2 separate regions of the Mus musculus genome follow, and region 1 is linked to region 2. A link is a loop called in an ENCODE intact Hi-C map of the cell type or tissue named here. Cell type or tissue: heart. All regions are shown on one strand. Each heading gives the region's core, and the rest is flanking DNA. Links, peaks and the distances in the headings are about the cores only. Region 1 has its middle 140 kb from the start of Gm40298. Region 2 overlaps 4930405L22Rik (RIKEN cDNA 4930405L22 gene).

Region 1 (2,923 bases), core at 274-2,773, 150 kb after region 2:
AACCATCCCTGCATCCCTGGAATAAAACCTACTTGGTCAGGATGGATGATTGCTTTAATGTGTTCTTGGATTCGGTTAGCGAGAATTTTATTGAGGATTTTTGCATCGATATTCATAAGAGAAATTGGTCTGAAGTTCTCTATCTTTGTTGGGTCTTTCTGTGGTTTAGGTATCAGAGTAATAGTGGCTTCATAAAATGAGTTGGGTAGAGTACCTTCTACTTCTATTTTGTGAAATAGTTTGTGCAGAACTGGAATTAGATCTTCTTTGAAGGTCTGATATAACTCTGCACTAAACCCATCTGGTCCTGGGCTTTTTTTGGTTGGGAGACTATTAATAACTGCTTCTATTTCTTTAGGTGATATGGGACTGTTTAGATGATCAACTTGATCCTGATTCAACTTTGGTACCTGGTATCTGTCCAGAAATTTGTCCATTTCGTCCAGGTTTTCCAGTTTTGTTGAGTATAGCCTTTTGTAGAAGGATCTGATGGTGTTTTGGATTTCTTCAGGATCTGTTGTTATGTGTGAGCAGATCTTACTCATTCAGTAAGAGTTGATGCATTTTCTATCATCGTAGTTCTACTGGATTCTAAATGTTTAGTCTGTTATCGTTAAGCTGGCAGATGGGAAAATGTTGTTGGGGTAAACCTTTTATGCCATCAGCCAGGACTTTATGATATGACCATGACTAGCTTCAAGAGAAGTTGGGAAGTATATTCTAGTTGCCTGCTAAGAAGAAAGGGACTAGTAGTGTGTGTTACAAACATATTTCAGTAGATGCTAAGTACATGTCAAAAAGATCAAGAACATGCATCAACCCTCAAGTATTTTTTATTAGATATTTTCTTCATTTATGTTTCAAATGCTATCCCAAAAGTCTCCTATACCCCCCACCCTGCTTCCCTACCCACCCACTCCCACTTCCTGGCCTGGCATTCCCCTGTACTGGGGCATATAATCGTCACAAGTCCAAGGGCCTCTCCTCCCACTGATGGCCTACTAGGCCATCCTTTGCTACATATGCTTTGCAACAGCTTATGGCCTAAGCTAGTCCAGGCAAACTGAGACTCCACACCTTTCCTGAGTGGCTGTTGCATGTTCTTACCCATGCGGCCAAGCACTGGAATATGTGGTCCTACTTCTTCAGAGTTAAGGGATGTTAAGGAAGGATGCCTCAGAGCAGTCAACATTGAAAACCACGCCCAGAAGATGCAAAGAGAAAAAGCAGATTGTAGTTGTTGTCTTAGCGGTTGGGTCAAACTTTCACCGAAGTTACATATTGCTTTCCAGTCATAGGAACTGGTTTAATATTTAATTTTAATTAAGCCTTTGGTTTAAATTCATCTTAAAATAGAATTTCTGTTCTTGAAAGATATCTTCCACTTAGCATCATAAGTACACAATTTCCAAAAGTCTTTGGAACTATGTATCACTTAAGAGACTTTATTTGGTGCATAACTTACTGGGGAAATAGCTTGTGTCTTAATTTAAAGCATTGTAGTTACATCTGTCTGCATGCTTGCTAGTTCAGCAGAGCCTTTGTATGTGTTTCTGTTGTGCTTTTTAAGCTCCATCTGGGACAGATCCTATTATACACACAGAGTCCTCCAATGAACACTTCGCCGACTTTATCCTTATTGGAAATATTGATCACTTCACTGTTTAGTCAGATCTTTAAATTCATTGGGCTTCAAACATAGTCCAAGGAGGAGCAGCAATCAATCTTCTCCAAGTGACTAAAGCCATGTGAGAGATAGCAGACTGCATTTTTATTCAACCTTTTCTGATAATGAGCCACCCAAATCTGTTTGTCAATGTCCTGGTAGTACACACAGATCCTAAATATGTGCTGTCACAGTAACAAAGGACATTTTCAGGGTTTCCTTGGTACTGAGAAATACATAAACAGCTGGAGGGGGTAGGACTTGTCTTATAACCATACAATAGAGAATAGATTCAGATTATCTGAATAGGCTTAAACTGAAGTTTATTTCTCATGCATGAAAATATCCGAGGTGGCATTGAGTCTCTATTCCCGGAATTCTTCAAGGATTCAGGTCAGGCTCTTTACATTCCATTGTTTCCATATCATGGCTCACTTCAGGTCTGCATGTCAGCTAGCATGAAAAACAAAAAAAAAAGGCTAGAGAGTGACAGAGTAATTACAATTTTTCAGAGTATCTGCAGTTTCTGTTTTGCTTGTATTGTACGCTTTCCACAAGTTTCTGGAGGTGGTGCTTGAAGTTTCTCCTGCTCACCACCTCTGATGAATCTTCGACATTTCTGGGACCTGTGGTGGAAAAGAACAAACTGGAAAATCTTGCTTCAGCAGTTAAATGGCTTTCCCTCCATTGTTGGACAAAACTGAACCCGTGGCTGTATACAACTTCAAGGAGTCAGTACAATGGAGTGCGTAGAAGGCTATGACAATTACCACAAGGAGTACAGTCCTTCAAAGCATTTGAAAGGTGTGGCCTGGAAGTTGCACACAGCAGTTCTATTCACATACTGCAAATTGGAATGTAGGCACATCATTACTCTGGCCAAAAAGGAAGCTGGTGGATGTGGTCTTTATTCTTGTCACAGTGACTAAGATCTGTAGCATTTCCTTTGATTCTTAGAGTTCCCGTCTACTCACACTACCTACTTCTTGCATAGCAACATTTTTTTCTCTATGGAGCTTAGCATATTAATACTTTATAAATTTTCATATGTTATATTTTGATCATTTTCTTTCCACTATCCAAATTCCTCCCTATCTCCCTACCAACCCAATCTCATTTCCCTTTTCTCTCTCAAAAAGAAAGAAGCAAAATAGAAAAACCCCAAAACTCTTAAGACAAAAAAAAAATCCCAAATAAAATGAAAACTAGGCAAAAAGTATACAAAACCATGGAGTCTGCTTTGTGTTGGCCAACCAC
Region 2 (2,923 bases), core at 198-2,697:
TGTTGTATCCCAAGATTTAAGCTATTGATAAAAAACATTCAAGAATTTGGTTAAAAGTTGACATTGTAGAAAGCAGATGATGTCTACTTGAACTTGACATGAATCTGCATTAAACCCATGCACTATCTGGGCATGAAATAATGTGTATATTAAATTATGACCACAGAAATTTCTCTCTATAATTTGACAAGTGGGATTATATATATTTAGTTATGAAAATTTAGTGTTTTAGAACTGTAAAGTTAAGCAAAAGTAATCTATCATCTATCTATCTATCATCTACGAACCTCTCTTTCTACCATCTATTTATTTATCTGCTATCTATTTGTGATATATCTATTTTCCCATTACACATGTATGTATACATATATTCAGTTACAGATTAATTTTTTCAACATTTATTTATTTCACTTTACCTGCATAAATGTAAATGCCTGCATGTATGTATGTGAGCTATGTGCATGCTAAAGCCTACATTTTCCATTTGATAGATGTTAGAAAATTGATTGGTATGTAGAAAAGTGCACGACCCACAGAACTGAGAAAGAATGGAACGATAGGAAGAAGTCATTTCTATCATCACTTCTCTCGGTACGGATGAGAATTGAATCTTTGAACCTGCAGAGGCACCCAGGTGGGAATGCTGAATGGTGCATAGGAAAATACTGCCAGCCACTTAACAACCATGGTTGCCTTGTGCACGGTACATTGTGAGATGTTACTGCATTTGAAAATATTCATGACAAATGAAATGTACATAGACTGTTAGAAAGTTATTATGATTCTCTAGGAAGAACGAGATGGCTTGTAATTCTATTCCCTTGTATACACAGTTTCTTGAATGTAAAATCCCATCCATTTCTTTCCTACACACATAGTACTGTGCGCCTTCCAAATTTGGGTTTGAGAACTTTGCTTACCTTGGTTCCTCTCTTAGATTGCTCTGTCCACGATTCCAGAACTGAGCCATGTGTTTGCTGTAAGATCAGTAACATATGCTCAAGTCTCATTCCACCTCTCTACCACTGGAGTTGTAGGACACTGAATTTGAGGATTTGGGGTGCTATAAATGCCCCGCAATGCACGTTTTCTGGATGAATAAATAACCGTAGTGATCTTCATTTGAGGGCAGCTTGCAACTACAATCATTATGGTCATCCATCTTAAAAACATGTAATATAGGCCAGGCAATTGACATATGCTATAAACTTTTATAATTTAATCTAATCCTACCAAATGCACGGTATATCCCCCTCCCCACTTTGTAGAGGACTTTGTGCAAGCTCAGAAAGGTGAAGAAGGATATCCAAGATGCCACTGGTAAGGGTAGCACAGGGATTAAAACCCTGTGCTCATTCCTTCACATCTGATTTCTAATTTAGCTTGAAGTCATTATTTAAAAAAAAAAAAAAAAAACCTACACTGCTTCCGTTTAATCATTCTCTGAGCGTTCTCTTGGGCACTCTGCTTCCTGCTTGATTCATGCTACCTGCTTCCGTCTGCAAAATCAAATAAGCCACTTTGTGCAGCTCCTTCCTCAGGAAATCTGGAAAACTGGACTGTTCTTTCTAGGAATACTAACCATTCGTCTCCATGTATTGGCCTGGCTTATGTTTAACCCCTTGCACTTCGTGTGGCCTTGGGCTGGTGATCTTAGCATGGTCAGTCTAAAAATAAGTCTTTCTTCCTCTCAAACCAAAGCAGGAAGCAAATCAAAATATCGCAAGGGCTGGTTAGCAGAGAGCTTATTTCAGGAAGTTGTTTCAGCTTATCTTAATTTCAATTTGTTGTTTTTCCAGGGCCGATCTGGCCCACACCTGTTACACGCTGTGGTGCACTTTACCCCAGTGATTACTAGTGATTACTAACCGCTGCAGTGAGCCTTTGTCCTGTTGTAGATTGTTACTAGTCAGAAGAGAGGCTAGAAACAAAGTATCAGTGTTATAAACACATCTGACATACACATGAATGTGTACAAGCACACCCGCTTCTCTGCCTTTTCCCTTGCTTTCTCTTTAACTAGGTTGTTATTCTGAGAGTATGTCCTGTTGTCTAATATTGACTGTAAAATATCTTTTAAAGGAGTTCAGATGTGAGTGGAAGTTCAATTAGTGTCTGCCCCTGGCAGGATAAAGATTGTCTCAGAAAGAACAAAGTTTACAGGTCCATGAAATTCTAGAGCTCTGAATTGGTGTCTTCCACGCCCTTCCTTTAACCCTGAAACGAGTTCTGGAATAGAGGAGACTAGTGGCTTGTTTGTTTGTTTGTTTGTTTGTTTGTTTGTTTGTTTTCTTCTTCCGGCACCTGTATAAGGTATTGTCTTTATCTTTTATTGGGATTAGAAGATGGCAGAAGGCAATTTGTATCACAAGCTACTTAGTTGCTGTTTAGTCTTTCTTGAGTCTTAAAAATCTTCTAAAATGCTTCCTTTTAATTATTCCTTTAACGCTGGCTGTCTTGAGGCTTGTCTTCTGCTTGGTTGCAGTGAGATCTCAGTCTGTCACATGCCTGCTGTACAAGTATGGGGACCTGGGTTTAACTCCTCAGCACCCATATAAAAAGCTTGGCACCGAGGCACGCTTGAAATTTCAATTCTGGGGGGGCAAAAAGGAGAGAGGAGGAACTGGGGGTGCTCTCTGGTCAGCAAGTGTCCCCTAACTGGTGAGCTCCAGGTCCCTGTGAGAGATGCTGTCTCACACAACAAACTGAAACAAAACAAAAAATAAAACAAGACAGTTCAACACAAAAGTCCCAACCCAAAGCAAACCAAAACCAACCAACCAACCAACCAAAAGCCAAGATAGGTATCTCCTGAGGAATGATGCCTGAAGTTGACCTCTATTGGTTACACACACACACACACACACACACACACACACACACACACACACACACAAGAGCCATAACAACTACTACTCAAAGC

What was found. Peaks named below come from ENCODE experiments on the same cell type or tissue, not always from the same donor. Only the 100,000 strongest peaks of a DNase experiment are listed, where the experiment ranks them.
Region 1: it touches region 2 in a loop (2.8-fold over the local background); 2 of 42 quality-filtered maps call a loop at or near these places.

What each region holds. Positions count from the first base shown.
Region 1 is chr5:46,070,874-46,073,796 of GRCm38, forward strand. No RefSeq gene overlaps it. Among named protein-coding and RNA genes, the nearest start is that of Gm40298, 140 kb to the left of the region's middle. In heart, for the core only: no CTCF peak of the experiment used is centred there; no DNase peak of the experiment used is centred there.
Region 2 is chr5:45,924,502-45,927,424 of GRCm38, forward strand. 4930405L22Rik (RIKEN cDNA 4930405L22 gene) reads right to left here. Exons shown (of 3, transcript NR_110478.1): 3 at 2,321-2,705. Among named protein-coding and RNA genes, the nearest start is that of 4930405L22Rik, 6.4 kb to the right of the region's middle. In heart, for the core only: no CTCF peak of the experiment used is centred there; a DNase peak (open chromatin) is centred at 1,610.